Linked DNA regions of Mus musculus: region 1 is linked to region 2. A link is a loop called in an ENCODE intact Hi-C map of the cell type or tissue named here. Cell type or tissue: heart. All regions are shown on one strand. Links, peaks and the distances in the headings refer to the core of each region. The heading gives the core; the rest is flanking DNA. Region 1 overlaps Ctnna3 (catenin (cadherin associated protein), alpha 3). Region 2 overlaps Ctnna3 (catenin (cadherin associated protein), alpha 3).

The links. Peaks named below come from ENCODE experiments on the same cell type or tissue, not always from the same donor. Only the 100,000 strongest peaks of a DNase experiment are listed, where the experiment ranks them.
Region 1: it touches region 2 in a loop (3-fold over the local background); 13 of 42 quality-filtered maps call a loop at or near these places.

Annotation. Positions count from the first base shown.
Region 1 is chr10:63,578,288-63,586,625 of GRCm38, forward strand. It overlaps Ctnna3 (catenin (cadherin associated protein), alpha 3), which reads left to right. Exons shown (of 18, transcript NM_001164376.1): 5 at 3,657-3,776. Among named protein-coding and RNA genes, the nearest start is that of Ctnna3, 120 kb to the left of the region's middle. In heart, for the core only: a CTCF peak has its summit at 4,463 (motif pointing right); a DNase peak (open chromatin) is centred at 4,504.
Region 2 is chr10:63,688,597-63,696,934 of GRCm38, forward strand. All of the region lies in intron 5 of Ctnna3 (catenin (cadherin associated protein), alpha 3), which reads left to right. Among named protein-coding and RNA genes, the nearest start is that of Gm30644, 130 kb to the right of the region's middle. In heart, for the core only: a CTCF peak has its summit at 3,642 (motif pointing left); no DNase peak of the experiment used is centred there.

The sequences.
Region 1 (8,338 bases), core at 127-8,126, 110 kb before region 2:
AGCTAACTGTCATGTATCATCTTCCGACTTCTCCATGGGTGTCATTTCACATGTAGACACACACACACACACACACACACACACACACACAGATATACACAGACACACACACAGATACACACACACACACACACACATACACAGACACACACACACACACACATACACATACACAGATACACACACACAGACACACAGACACACACAGAGACAGACACAGATATATACACACACACACAGACACACAGACACATACACAGATACACACACACACAGACACACAGACACACACACACACACACACACACAGATACACACACAGACACACACACACACAGACACACACACACAGAAAATAGCTAGAAAACATTACAAAGTAAATACAGTAAATCGAAATATTATGTAAATAATAACCATAAATTAGAAAAAATAAGGCATATAAACAGATGAGTAGAGTTGGCTCGCTCCCAGAACTCTGAAGTTTCATGTCCTCTGTGGTCCAACTCAGGCTTCTTCATGTCTTCTATTTTATGTAACTCCTTCAGTCACTCTCAGTGAGCTTTCAAATATTTGCCGTACCCTACTCTTTCCTCTTGTTTGCACTCCACGTTCTAAAGAAAGATCTCAGACATTGGTGTGAAGGCCCTGCTCAGCCAAGCTTTCTGAGGCCCAGTTTACGCGCTTGAGACTGGGAATGTACCAGGACCTCCTGTTACTGATGTGAGACTTCAGCTGGAAGGCATAAAGTACCTGGGGCTGAACACATACTTGATGAATGTCAATGCCCTTCCCATTTCTGGCTTCCATGACTATTTCCGCCTGTAATCTTTAAGTTCCCCCAGTGTCTTAGGGTTTCCATTGCTGAGAAGAGACACCATGACCAAGGCAAGTCTTATAAAGGACAACATTTAATTGGGCTGGCTTACAGGTTCAGAGGTTCAGCCCATTATCATCAAGGCGGGAACATCGCAGTGTCCAGGCAGGCATGGTGCAGGCAGAGCTGAGAGTTCTATATCTTCATCTGAAGGCCACTAGCAGAAGACTGGCTTCCAGGCAGCTAGGATGAGAGTCTTAAAGCCCTCACCCACAGTGACATACCTACTCCAACAGGGCCACACCTTCTAATAGTGACATTCCCTGAGCCAAGGAATCACACCGAGGGAAGAAAATATGTTTTATATTCATAACATTAAAAAAAAGATTTATTTATTTATTTTTATGTAAATGAGTACACTATAGCTGTACAGATGGTTGTGAGCCATGTGGTTGCTGGGAATGGAACTCAGGACCTCTGCTCCCTCCAGCCCCGTTTGCTCTGGCCCAAAGATGTATTATTATATGTAAGTACACTGTAGCTGTCTTCAGACACATCAGAAGAGGTCGTCAGATCTCATTATGGATCCACCATGTGGTTGCTGGGATTTGAACTCAGGACCTTTGGAAGAGCAGTCAGTGCTCTTAACCGCTGAGCCATCTCTCCAGGCCTATTCATAGCATTTGGATGAGAGGAACTGCTAAGTGGTATTTGTTGAACTTAATTTGCATCTCACTTATCTCTTCACATTGGATTGAAATAAACATGGTGCCTTCACAAAATGGAGGATGTAACCCAGGAGAGCGCCATTCTTTCATGGCTCATGCTGTAGTGCTTGATACACCGAGGATCAAACCATCCCTGGGAACTTAATTATACCCCATAAAATCTTATTGGCCTGTCTCATGGAGTCACAGCTGTAGTGGGATTCTGGTGTGCTTAAACGGTGACATCTCTATCCATAGACACGAATCTAGGTGACACCACAAGATGAGATCCATGAAATAAAAGAGCAAGTGACAGTCATATCGGGTGACACGCTCAGCCACTGACAAAGTATGCTCGAATTCACGGAAACAAACCATGGCTTCAATTTCTTGTGAGTTCCCTTTACTTACCTGTCAGTGGCGGGAAGTATTCTGTGACCTGCTGCAATCTATCACCTCTCTATCCGCTGGAGAAGGGACAGGAGCAATCTGACTCCTCGATCTTGTAACTCATCCGTTACTAACCTGCTTTGGTCACTAACCTGGAAGTACTCTTCCCTCCTCAAAAACGCAAGCTCTGAGAGATCTTCCTCTCTGAGTGACCTGCTCTTTGCGGATCCTCTGCAGACACAAGGTACATCTCATGCCATGCCATGGGCATGCGGGAGCAGCTAACTTTTCATACATTTGTTGGTTTCCATGATTGGCATGTGAAAACTTGATTGAGAATGCCTTTGTTAGCATATATTGACAATGGATCTTACTGTGATATTTTCATGCATGTGTATAATATAGTTGGTGATATTTACTGCCCTACTCTCTCTTTTGTCCTCTCCCAGCCCCACTTTTCTCTCTCTCTCCCTCCCCTCTCTCTGCTTCCCTCCCTCCATCTGTCTGTCTATCTGTCTCTCTGTCTGTCTCCCTCTGTCTCTCTCTTGGCATGGACCTTTTTGCACATGGATGCAGAGACCAGAGGGCAACATCAGATGCATTCCTAAGTCACTCTCCACTGTATTTAAAAAATTTAAGCTCATTTAGTTAAAAATTATAATTACATTATTTACTCACTTCCCTTCTCCTCTCCAATCCTTCCCGTGTACCTCTTCCTCTTGCTCTCATCCAAATTAATGGCCTCTTTTTCTTTGTTGTTACACACACACACACACACACACACACACACACACACACACACGGTGTGCTCTCCCCGAGGAAGACTTCAGCAACTAAGGAGCTTCCTGTGGTTTTCTAGGGTTGAGGCCCCCTGAGTTTCCCTCCTTTCACGTTAACTCCCGTCTATCGGTGTCTTCCTTTTTCAGTTCATGCCTAGGCAGCCATGTTAGTGAGGCTTTATGGGTGTGGCTTCTCTGACACTTCTAGGAGTCAGAATCTCACAGCACACGGTTCCCCTGGCTCTTGCCGTCTTCCCCCTACCCCACTGATCTCTGAGCCTGAGACACAGTTGTCTGCACTTGGATTGGCTGTGGCTTTCTGTAATGATCTCCATCTGCTGTAAAGAGATGTGATGAGGGGTGGGAACCACCCTTATCTGTGGCTATAAGGACAGAGATTTTGAATGTGACAAGGGATTCCGCTGGCTTAGTGAAGTGGTGGTGAAGCTCGCTCCTTGGCTAGCCTGGCTGGCCATGGATCTTGGGTGGTTGCTTCCCCAGTGTTGGGATTGCAGATATGAACAGCCACACCCAGCTTTTCCGTGTACTGTCGGGATTCAGACTCAGGTTCTCAAGCTTCCGTAGCATAGTCTTTACTGACTGAAACCTCTCTCCAGCCCTAAGAATGTTATAATATTAGACTTATTGTTAGACTTAAAGTTATACATTAAATCTCATTTTGGGGGGTACCCTAAAGCATGAGAATTCTTTTATTCTGAATGACATATGCTCTTCTTGATAGGATGAGGGTGGACAGAACCTCTTACTCATGCATATCGGTGCTACACACATACAGTCTCTATCTCTTTATGATCACCCCTAATTAGTCCATTGAAAGATAATTAGCATTTGTTGTCTCTGAGTTACGGTGGGTAAAACTGAAGCACACTGTTGACTCTGTCATCTTAGTGGGGAATTTGAAGAAAACATGTCACCATTATCATCTGCTTTTCTTTTCGTTTTCAGTTCCAAAGAACATTCGAGTCTCTCAAAAATGTTTCCAACAAGTCCGACCTCCAGAGAACCTACCAGAAGCTCGGGAAGGAGCTGGAAAGCCTGGATTATTTGGCCTTCAAACGCCAGCAGGTAGGAAAATAAGAGCAATTCAGGCTTCCCGCTGTCCCTCCTGTAGGAGGTGCAGACAGGTCGAGAAACTTACCTTCTAATGATTGGGGCAGAAATAGCTTGTGTCGATCGCCCCGTGTTCATCTCGCTACCTACAGTGTACAGTGCGGCCCTGGCTTTTAGATGGGTACTTTAGGGGTTTCTGCACACGTCCTTTTATTCCTTTAAAAGGAGATTCCTGCGGTTCTGTGAAGGTCTAACTACCCTTTGGTAATGACGTCTTAGCAGCACAAAGAGCTTCTAGGACGGCCTGGCCACATGGCTTTTGTATTTGGTAGGGTATAACCAAGGGGGAATAAAAAACCACCCAAAGACCAGGAAAAGCGTCTAGATGAACCTGCAAAGTGAGGACAGAGACTCACCTGTTTTCAACAATAGCGTTTGACCTCCAGCTTTGCTTTTTGATCTTTGAAGATGAGTAAAACCTTGTTAAATAAATGTGCAAGGTTAAAGGGAAGGATTCTTAACAAGTGCATGCCTCTTGGCTTGCTTGGAGAGTCCCAAGATAATCCCGGAGACAAATCAAACCTTTGTAAGATTGCTTGTAGGATCGGTACTGTCCACACTCAGTCTTCACAAGGATATAGTCCGTGCATCCTGTAGACCACACCGTCGCAGTGGCTGGCCATCCTTTTCAGGCAGAGTCTGGTTGCAGTTCCTGTATGGCCACTAGGTGTCAGTGTCGTCAAGCTTTTACTTTGTTGGAAGGCTTTCTTGGATCAGAGCAGTCCCTCAGCCGGTTAAATTAGGTTGCGTGAAAATGGTAGCTGGTGTCTAGAATCGCGGCTACACGGTTGACCTGTCTGCAGAGAGTGCAATCGTCTCGCTGTTGCCCGATTTACAAGTTCTGGGCCTTTGGTATATGGATTTTCAAAGCAGTATTTTTGTTAAACCACATTAAGTCTATATGACATGGCTTAGAAATTAGCCCAAGAATAGAATTGTGTTTCTAGGTTCTTGCTCTATCATAGAGGTGGAAAAAGTTTCTCTTCAAAATTGAGTATTTAACCTTTCTGTGGCTTTATTTCTCTAAGAGTTACATTTTATTTATTTATTTATTTATTTATTTTTGATTTTTTGAGACAGGGTTTCTCTGTGTAGCCCTGGCTGTCCTGGAAATCACTCTGTAGACCAGGCTGGCCTCGAACTCAGAAATCCGCCTGCCTCTGCCTCCCACTGCCCTCCTAGTTACATTTGTGTTATGGAATATTCTAGATGAGGACAAACGGACTATCTCCACAATACTTTATACAGAAAAAGAACATGGTAAGCATTTATGTGTGTGTGTTTTTCTTTTTCTTTTTAAACTACTGTTGGCCTGGGTGTTAGCAGACATAACACAGGGAGCCAGTGTTGCCGAGAGCTGCAACCACAGTCAGTTCCCGGTTCCTGCTGCTCAGCGCTCACACCATGGATCTCCGCTTTGGCCTTGAATAGTTTCAGCTCAGTTTTGTTCCCAAGATCCTATTTTACCACCATGGGGCGTTTGAGTTGACAGACCATCCTCTCCCCCGACCCTTTCTCATTAGCGCGTTTCCGGTGACGGTGATTAGATTCTAGTACTTCCAGGGCGGGCGAGCAGAGCTCTGGGAGGACCGTACTGAGTGAGGACAGGTAACGTGTGAGGAGTGGAGAGAGCGAGCCCGTGGTGCCTGTGAACGTGTGCATGTATGTAGACCATCCTTGCTGCTGCCACGCACTGTGGCACAGAGTAGGACTAAACCATTTTTGAACCGAGTCACTAAACGTCGTCGTAGCAGTACCGTAGGGTCGGTTTTATTGGTAGCATTTGTAGATGAGACCGCTGAAGAGTTTTGTGACTCTCCTATGATGGTCGTACGGAGGAGAGAAGCTGGAGGAGAGAAGCCCTGAGTCAGCCCGACTCCAAACCGCCCGCCCACATTGCCTGGCTGTGCGGGGCTTAAGCGTCAGAACATTAGCTGCTCTCTGACTGGGTGGCATCTTCCATTCCTGTTCTTTTAAAGCAAGAAAAAAAATCTATTAGGCTCACAGTGAAAAGTACTTTTTTTCTTTTTTCGTCTTACTGGGAGAGATTCAGATCTCTGTAAAACTGCTAATTCAGCAAGAAAACTTCCTTGTAAGAGCTGGATACAGAGATTTCATCCGTGACAGTTTTTTTTTTTTTTTTTTTTGGGTCCCGTGCTACCCACCATTCTTTGCGGCAGCAGAAGCAAGCAAGGTTGATTTGCCACCTCCTTGGTGGACCCTTTCCAGTCTTAGTATCTGACCATGGCAATTCTCTGACTGGCGCAGTTACTGGGCATGCCCAAAGTTTTGGCCTCAGATTGCGGGGCATTAAAACTAATGAGTTTGACTCACTTTGAAATGCAGGTGGGCATTATCCCTTCTGTTCTTGTACACAAATGATAATAGACTGTTCTTTGCGTGATTTCAGGCACTCTCCTAATTTATTTTATTCCTGTATCCATTTTGGAAAAAAAAAAAAAGAAATGACTAACATCACCCAAGCTCTTAAGTTACGGTTGGCAAGTCAATCAATTATAATAATTTTTATGGATTCATTCATTAAATTTTCTTTTCTATGAAATATTTATATGCATTAACTCTACTGTATATATCTTTTACAGAGATTTTATTGTAAATATACACATTTCTTTAGAAAATTTAAATGCTACAGAAATTTATTTTACTTGAACACAATGATTATATTGTAATATCCTTGATGGAGAGAATTCTTTCTGAGCAATAGGTTGTTGTGCCTTGTTTTAATTATTTTAAAAATATTCCTTAAACTGTATGGAGGAAGATATTGAATATATTTATGCATGTGCACGCTGGGGTATATGTGCGAGGTCAGAGGACAGCTTGTAGGAGTCGGGTCTCTCCTCTCACCACGAGGCTTCCTGGGATCCGGTTTGCACCGAGAGCCTTGAGCTGCTGAACCGTCTCATGGCCGTTCCTTCTTTGAACCTGTGTCTTCTGAGAACTTACTGCGTACTGTGTCCTAAACACAAGCGGTCTTTGGTTGTTCCTTCCTACGGAATGAATGCTCACACTGGAGTCAGATCAGATGAGTCCATGTCTTCCCACGTTCAAAAAGAGCAATGTTGGAAGTAGCGTTGGTGGACAGAGGTGAGAGAGGCAGCTGGGATAGAGGAGGGGTGGGCACACCAAGATGGAGGAAGTGGGTGATCGAGCATCATTAGCGCGAAGATCGGGAAGCCCATTCATCGCATCTGGGATAAAACCTTATGAGAGCTGGATACCGAGACTTCGTCGTGACTGAGACTTCGTCGTGACTGGTTTTCTGGTCCCTGGCATCCACAGTTCTTTGCTGCAGCAGAATACATGCAGCCGGGGGACAGGGTCTGTCGCCACCGCCGCCTCCTTAGTGGATTCTTTCCAGCCATTTCCCCGCTCAGACTTCATCCTATTGCATATCCTATATGCACCAGCTGTGGCACAGATCCCAGACTTATGGATCAATCCGAGCAGTTATAAATCAAGACATCTCCTTGGGGCTTTTGTTTTTATGAATAAAGTAAGATTTACTAATTTAGACTATAACTTAATTTCTACCCTTAATGCTTACAATAGCATTATAAAACACATTTCATTTTCACTGGTCTCTAAGTCTTTTGTTACAAATCAGAGCTGGCATTATTGAGTTGAGCACTGTATGGACAAAGACACGTTTGTATGTTAATGCGAATATATTTGAAATTTAAACACTTTACTTGAGATCCGTGCCCACACTGAAACTCGGCGCACACCCTTGATTCTTGTCTCCTTGATCATGCCTGTTATTCTTGCCTTCTGACCTCCATACAAGGTTTATATAACTTGGTATTTAGACCATCCAGCCCCTTCCTATTTACTTATTTTCTTTAACGTCACACTGAAGCCTCGTCTCCCTCGTGACACCTCATCCAATGTCCTCAGGTCAGTGTGTCACCTTCGTTCTCAGCATTTGCCTGTGAGAATCTAAGGGCTGTCCATGGTGGGCTTTGTAATCGTGCAGGCTTAGTGTGTCAACTGCCTTAGGCACTTGACTTTCTTCTTTTAAAACCTGAAGGAAAGAGTACCAGGCTTGCGCCTCTTTTCAGATGATATAATAAGGTGTAAAGAAAGTCCTTTAAAATTCATAAACAGTTCAGCACAGCATCTAACACATTTAGTATTAATAGCTTTCATAATGTTGTTTGGTGTTAATCTCATGAACCCACTTCTTAGATGTCTGTGAGGATGTCTTTATTTATATACATTCACAGTACATATAGGGTCTAGCACTATTCTAAAAATAGAGTATTTTTTAGAGTGATTTTAGATGTGTGTAGTCTGGTGGCTGGTGACTACAGACATGAAAGAAAGTAATATCTCTCAAGAAGGAAGTTAGCACAGGGCTGGGTTCAGCTGGCAAATGCTTTCTGCATAGGTATGAGGACCCAAATTCAACCCAAAGTCCAGCACTAAGGTGTGTGTGTGTGTCTTTAACTCGAGTGCTTGGGGAGTGGGGATGGGAGAGTCCCTAGTACAGCCAG
Region 2 (8,338 bases), core at 76-8,075:
CACCTGTGCACTGGTCCACCATGGGTTATCTGTTACTTCAGGGTTTTTTTTTTAAAATTTTTTAAAATTTTATTTATTTATTTTTATTTTTTTAATTAGGTATTTCATTTACATTTCCAATGCTACAGGTTTTTATTTTTTATTTTTATTTATTTATTTTTTTTATTTTTTAGAAGTGACAGAAAGCCTACTAACACAGTAACTGTCCTTACAGGTATGCAACACTGTCTTACGGAGGCTGTCACTTGTAAGTTTTAATGACTAGTGTTAACCAACTTTTTATGTAGTGACTTTATAGAATTAATCTGTGTTTTCCTTTTTTTTTTTTTTTTTTAAATACCTATTTAGGTTCTTTGACCATTTTTAGTTTGAGTTTGCTTTGTTTTGCTACTGAGTTACAGGAGTTCTTTATACAATTAGCTCTGTATAGGGTTTGCAACTATTTTCCTTACATCCGCTGTTTCCCTTTCTCTTCATAGGGTCTTGACTTTGCCGTATGGATGCTTCTGACTCAGACAAAGTCATGTTTATTTTTGCAGGTTGCTTCTGTGCTTTTGGTGTCAGATCTAAAGTCTTGTATCCCAAACCTGCATCGTGATGCTTTTCCCAGTGCTTCCCCTCCGTCCTCCCAAAGTTTAATAGTTTTATAGCTTGTGTTTAGTCTTTAGTCTGTTTGGAGTAGACTTGTGTGTATTGGTTAAGATAAGGATCTGAGGTATTTCTGTTGTAAGTAACAATCCTGCGTTCACAGTGTCTTCTATTGAGGGCACTGCTTTACTTGCAGTTCTTGTATTTGGTACCCCTGCTAGAGGTCAGGGCACCCCCGCTAGAGGTCAGGGCACCACTGTTAGAGGTCAGGGCACCCCTATTAGAGGTCAAAGCACCCCTATTAGAGGTCAAGGCACCCCTATTAGAGGTCAGGGCATCCCTGTTAGAGGTCAGAGCATCCCTGTTAGAGGTCAAGGCATCCCTGTTAGAGGTCAGGGACCTTTTGGCTTATTGTTTATCTTCCACGGTGGCATTCATGACCTTCTGAAGAGGTCATGAAGAGGAGCTCTGGTAGGGCAGGAGTTGTCTTTCCGAGCACAGTCAGTGCCTCATTCAGACAAAGTGACATTGTGCAAAGGAAAAAATTTCACTCTATCCTGACTCAGTGTGATTTTCAGCTTAGGGAGGACTTGGGAGTGTGTATCACATGGCCTTTGGGGACAGTCAGCTCTGAGAGAACCACATCCCCGAGGTCTTCTCTCCAAGGGCACAGGAGCGGGGACAGGGACACAGCACTAGTCCTTGGGGAGTGACTACAAAATAGAAGTCCTTGAGGAAACGATTTTGGCATCCATTGAGGCTTTTATAGATGTCCATCATGAAGGAGAACTGGAATTAGCTGGTTGGAGCATGAGCCTTCTCTACAAGATAAGGGAGGCCTTGAGAACCTAGAATTGTACCTAGAATTTTTTTTTTCTTTCCATTTTCCCTACTTGCTGAGGTATCATATAATTTTAAGAACCAAATGAGGCACATCTATCCCCTCATTCGTTTGTCCATTTAATCTGTGTTTTAAAAAGAAATCTATCTCAGCACCTCGTATAGCCCCTGTCAAGGTACCTGTCCTGCTGCCTACCTTTCTCAGCTTTTCTCCATCCCTTTCATGAGAATATGGTAAGAGAGGGGAAATTGCTAATTTTTAACTTTTCCTCTAGGATTTGAGGTTCAGATTTCTGGCAACCCCCTCTGTCAGGGCCCGCAGGAAAATAATCAGCTTGAGGCAAAGAATGAGGTGCTAGGTCAAAAAAGCTTTCAGAGTCCAACCTCACAGGTTATTTTTCTTACACATTTAAGCACAGTAAAACTTTGGAAAAAAATGTCTCCACCTGACAATGATCACAATAAAGCTTGAGGAAAAGGCCTCATCAGAACCTCTCTTGCAAAGTAGCCATTGGGACCTTTGCAATAAGAACACATTCTCTTGACTGATAAACAGTGCTCAGGATAAAAGCATAAAGGAGGAAGGATTTGGAATAAGCACCAGGACAGATTTTATTGATGAAGGATGTGACAGACATGAGACCTATCTTATAAGGTTGGATTTTATTTACTGAGCGACAAAGCTCAGGGTTAGTGCCTAAACAATGCTCAAGATTTTGGGGGAGGACTATTCAGGCGAAGGATGGCTTCATAGAATAGCAAAATCACCAGGTTGGAAGACAGCATCCACTTCAGCCTCCCATTTTTTTTTTTCCCTCCTTGAAGAAAAAAAAAAAGCCTTCATGTTTAACAATTCTGGATTTTCAAATGCTTTCTGCAAGACTTCTCTTCTTTACCTCTTTAGACCAACTTGTTACAGAAACACAACGAACAAGAGCATACTGTTTAGTTTCCTCCAAAGTCTTAAAAGGGAAAGGAAAATCAAATGCACGATTCATGAGATATTCTCTTCCGTTTCTTAGTGGACTATTATGGCCAATATTCCCAATAGTATTTCATTCTATTAATAAAGCTGCTTATTTTAAATCGCATCTTATGTAAAATTGCTTAACAATTTGATACGCTTGACTTCATTTGAAGTTTTAGTGGGGGTGGGGTGGGGATGGGCAGGGGTGGAACTGCAGCAGGTGAGTCAAACAGTTATGTTGCAGCTAAAAGAGGCTTTAATTGGCTTGCTGCTTGGGGCAGATTGTCTTTTCGAGGCCAAGTTGCAATTGTCTGGTCCTGCAAAACAGCAGCAGAGAGTAAACCAGGGACAGTTGTTTCCTGAATTAGTCTTAAGAGAAAACAATTATGAAATCCCTCTCGAACTCGGCATTCAAAGATGGTGACTATTTGGGCGTTTCCGTCAGCATGGGCAGTGCCTGGCAATCTTAGTTTTCATTGAGATCATGTCTACGGAGACACGAAACAGTTTCCAAGAAAGCCAGACAAATTTGAGAAGATAATAACCGTAATTTCTTTGTTTTGATTTTGTTGGAATAGTCTCAGAATGTTACTTCAGCAAGTTTAAATGTAGTAAATCTCTTATGAAATATAATGCCACGAGGGGTACAACTTTGGCCAAGGTGCACCCCTGAGAAAATATGCCATGCAATAGAGCTGGTGTACAAGAGGTTTACTGGGGAGATGAGAAGAATGAGGACCTGGAGAAGAGGTAGAGGCAGACAAGTAGACATGTAGATGGACAGACGGAGCAGAGAGAGAGGGTCTTGAAGGCAGAGAGAGGGGGCAGAGAGGGGGAATGGGCAGAGAACAGAGAGAGAGCTGGGGTGGTTGGCAGTCCTTTGTATCTGCAGCACACACCTGGTCCACCTAGTGTTGGTGGCAGGTGTTGGCGGCAGGTGATGGCGTAAGCAATTGCTAGGTCCCCAAGAGCAGGCCAGTGGAACTGCCTGCATAAATGTAGCAATCACAGTCTCCATTCTCTGTGCTCACTAGATACCACATCACATCTGTGTGAGGCCAAGTGTTCACCTTGTACGGAAGAATCTTTGCAAAGATCCCAAGGTGTCTTTTAGAGTTCATGAGCTTTGGGCTGGAAAGATAACTCAGAGGTTAAGAGCACTTGCTATTTTTTGCAGAGGACCAGAGTTCAGTTCCCAAACTGGCAGGCTTGTCTCTAAGGCTAGCTCCAGGGAATCTGTTGCCCTCTTTTGGTCTCTGTGGGTACTGCATCACATGGCGTTACATCCTATCCCATACACATATGTGAGAAGTGGTTAGGGGAGCAGGGCGGGGGTAGGGGGTGGGAGGGAGGATATAGGGGACTTTTGGGATAGCATTTGAAATGTAAATGCATGTCTTAAGCTTAAGTGAGAAATATTTTGGTCATGTGTTGGCATAGATGATGCCTATCACACTCAAGTCAAACAGCTTTTATTTATTACAGTTCGTATAACCAATCAAAACAAGGCTCCATCACAAAAGTGATGGCCAGAACAACACTAGTTACTTAGGAATTTGTCACATCTGATTTACTTTCACTCTAAGACTTCACTTTTTAATAACAGTTATTTTAATGTAAGGACATTTTGTAAATTAATAATATGATTATTTTCTAGAACATAAGACAGCAGGAGAATATTCTAACAATAAAAGATTTATTTTCACTTTATTTTTTTATAATTTAACTTATTTATTTATTTATTACGTATTCACTTTACATCCCACTCACTGTCCCCCTCCTGGTAATCTCTTACCTGTTCCCCCTTTCCTCTGAGTGTGTGGGGGACCCTGGGTATCCCCCTCCTACTCTGGCACTTCAAGTCTCTGCAAGGCTAGGCACTTCCTCTACCATAAAAGCCAGGCAAGGCAACCCAGCTAGAAGAACATATCCCATAGACAGGCAACAGCTTTTGGGATAGTCCCTGCTCCAGTTGTTCAGGACCCACATGAAGACAAAACTACATATCTGCTACATATAAGCGGGAAGGCCTATGCCCAGCCTGTGTGTGTTCTATGGTTGGTGGTTCAGGCTCTGAGAGCCCCAAGGGTCCAGGGTAGTTGATTCTGTTGGTCATCCTTTGGCGTTCCTATCCTCTTCGGGGCCCTCAATCCTTCCTCTATTCTTCCATAAGAGACCCTAAACTCTATCTACTGTTTGGTTGTGGGCATCTATATCTGTCTGAGTCAGCTGCTGGGTAGAAACTCAGAGGACAACATGCTCCTGTCTGCAAGCATAATGGAGTATCATTAATAGTGTTAGGGCTTGGTGCTTGCCTATGGGATGGGTCTCAAGTTAGGCTGGTTATTGGTTATTCATTCCCTTAGTCTCTGCTCCCTTCCTTGTGACTGCATTTCTTGTAGACAGGATGGATAGCTTTTGGGTTGGAAGTTTTATGGGTAAGTTGGTGTCTCTACCACTCCACTGGGGATCCTGTCAGGATACAGGAGGTGGCCTCTTCAGGTTCCATATCCTCAGTGTAGTGAGTCACAGCTAAGGTCACCCCCATTAATTCTTCGGGCACCTCCCTTATCCCAGGACTCTGTCTCATCTTGGAGATGCCCCCACCTCCTCATCTCTGTCTGTTGCAGATCTCCATCCATTTTCATGGCCATCTCACCATCTCTCCTGTCCTTCCCACAATTATGGGGAGTAAAAAGAATTGAATATTCACCTAATGGGACCTAAAGCTGAGTTATTTTGTGTGACACTGGAGCTGGGAAAATACTAACATTGCTGCTTATCACTCCCATTCCAAACTCTAAATGCTGTAAGCTCTAATTTGACTTTGCCTGTAGTGCTCAAAGGAAGAAGTGTAACTTCTAACAGTTCATCACCACAATGTTTTTATTATTCATTTGGAACAATAGCTGTGACTTGTGATACTTGATTTTGGGTAAAGCCGCTGACTTTACCTAGAATATCCTAGTTATAAACTACACATGCTTTATTAATAGACAACCAGGTAACCCAAAGAATAGTATAAATAAAGACAAGCATGTGTGTGTGTGTGTGTGTGTGTGTGTGTGTGTATGTGTACCCTGAACTAGAATCTACCCCGTAGAACACATGGTTGAAGACATCACCACTAATTGGTTTAGAACCTCTCTGAGGATTTTTATCACATAACTGACCACATCTTCATTTTATAAGACTTTATTTTTAATGACTTCAGAGGGAAACGATGCTCAACCCCCTAAATTTAGTGGGGCGTGGGTTATAAAGAACATTGTGCCAGTGGGGGAGGTGAGGCTAGACTTCAGATATCCTGGCTCTTAACCTAGTGCTCTGCTGACTGGTAAAGGAACAGATGACTTTATTATGCAGAGATAAACACTTTGGGATACAAACGAAGGGATGGTGATAGAAGAGGCGATTGATACTTGGTGCTTTTGAGTGGCCACAGAGTCAGCTCTCAGCTCAGTCAGCCACCCCTGAGTGAGACACTGTGACGCAGGCACACCGTCTGCCATTTCTCCTCAGGAGCTACTTATTGAAATGAGACTGTGTTTATGCTTTCCTGTTCCTTTCATGGCAATTTAAAGAAGTTCTGAGTTTTCTCTGATGTCTTCTCAGTGATTTTTATCAGCTACCATCCTAACCCCATCCCTACCCTCTGACCCAATTTTGGGCACTTTTTTCCTCCTGGAAATTTAGTGTTACAAAGACATCCACTCTCATTCAGTTTATGAAGAAAAAATAAAGGGTATCCTGATCGCTTGCTCGCTCCCTCCCTCTCTCTCTCTCTCCCCCTCCCTCTCTCTCTCCCTCCCTCTCTCTCCCTCCCTCCCTCTCTCTCTCCCTCCCTCTCTCTCCCTCCCTCCCCCTCTCTCTCCCTCCCTCTCTCTCTCTCTGTCTCTGTGTGTCTCTCTGTCTGTCTCTGTCTCTCTCTACAACATGCATGCACAAATGAGGGAGAGGCAGAGACAGAGAGACAGAGCTAGAGAGAGGCAGACAGACACAGAGAGACAGACAGACAGGCAGACATAGAGACCACAAATGGTCATCCCCACCATGATGGGCAGCATTTGTAGGTTATGAAGTAAGAAAAATGGATTTTTTTTAAGTTGAAAAAGAAAATAGACCTAAGCTAATAGGGCAAACTGGTGTTGCATAGACCACGAGGAGGCTTACTATGGGTCTGCTGGCATCAACAGATGAGGAACATTTTTTCGGTTAGCACTCTGGAAAACTAGTTTTTATTTCTGTCAACTATCTGCATTAGAGACCCAGGGCACTGACTAACAGTGTGGATCCACAGCTTCCTGTTGAGGGTCTGGGCATCCGGGAAGAACTGCATCTCCATCATTGACAGAAAATGCCTCCAAAGCCCAGAGTTCCCTTACGAGGAACATGATTTTTTCAATTTACTTTCAGTAAATTTTGGGTCTTTCCATCTAGGCTTCCAAACTCAGCCCTCGGAGGCTTAGCTACCATTTCCCCACATTATTGTACCCTAAGTCTTTTAAAAAAAGAAACTAGAAAAAGCCCCTTTACTTTCATTTTTATAAAGTACCAAAGAATGAAGCAGAAAATCATTGTAATTTGGGATAAAGGTTTTCTGGGAAATTTAATCCTTGATTATTCATGATAATTCAACCAGAACATTTTGGGACCCATTTTAAATATTTAATCTCCATCTCATTAAACTAACACGCACTTTTATTCTTCCCTTCTTGTCCCAACCTGAATCACATAGAGTTCATAAATGGCTTCTTTTATTCTCTTCTTGGTATCCTTTATCTCTGTGCCAGGCTCATTCGGCAACGACATGGTCATGTCCGTGGAATCCCAGTTGCTTCTGTCGAGGATGGAAATATTCCATTGAGCAACTGTTTTATTCCCCCAAGAGCCTGTCCACCACTGGAACTGTCTGCTACTGATAAAGTCTCAATCCCTAAAGATGGTGTACCTCTACTCCAAGGCATGGGGAAGAAATTGACTTTGGTGAAATTTGGCTAGGAAAGAAACTGTGTCTCATCTCGAGGGGACTAACAGGTACACACTCATCTCAGACTGCTACCAGGGAAGGGAAGGCTGTTCAGATGGTCTTGCCCTTCCCACCCATAATACTATGACTAAATAGTATTTAATAGGTAAAATAAAATCAACACGTTTCTAAATAGGTTCTAAATGAATTATTTGTCCTGTGATAGTTCTCTGTGACTTTTGCCAGGGAACTTTCCACTGAATAACAGCCCTGGAAACTAAAGCAAGCAGCTGACTCATGTTTTTAAATCGTGTGTTGCACAAGTGAGGATCCCCACCGTGGAAGTACTGTTCATCACTACAAAAACTAACTAACTAACTAACTAACTAACTAACTAAAGATAAAAACTGAAAGCCAGCCAACTTAAATTCAACATTAGAAGCCTGGAAAATATGTGCAAGAGGCGGCGATATCTCTTATCTGTGCTAAGTGCTTCAGCATAGTAATGGGACAGATTTTCCTTCTGACTGAGTTTTTGAAACAGTGCCATGGCTGTCAATAAAGGCTAAAAGCAATTTTGAACATATGCTATAAAAAACAGTCCAGGTAAGACCTTCCTGTGTGTTCATTTTTTTTTTATAGAATTAATGGTAATGGCTATTTTCAAGAGAAGCTAGTTTTTAGCAAATATGGATTTCTTGATTTTTGTCTTGTGTTGGGAGAGTGATGTTGCGTTTTAGGCCTTTGCTTCTGTGCCAGATGACTACAATAAATACAGTCGTACTAATAGTTTTTCCTCTCTGCTTAGATTTTAGTTCGCTGCAGCAGGGTGAATTATCAACTTACTCCAGGCATCATCAGAGAAGGTTTGGGGAGAAAGACATGTTTAGATTTCCCACTTCCCATAGTTAACATAGATACCAATCAGGTGTGTTGTTTTAGAAAGCCACACCTTTTAATAAGTCAATTCTGTT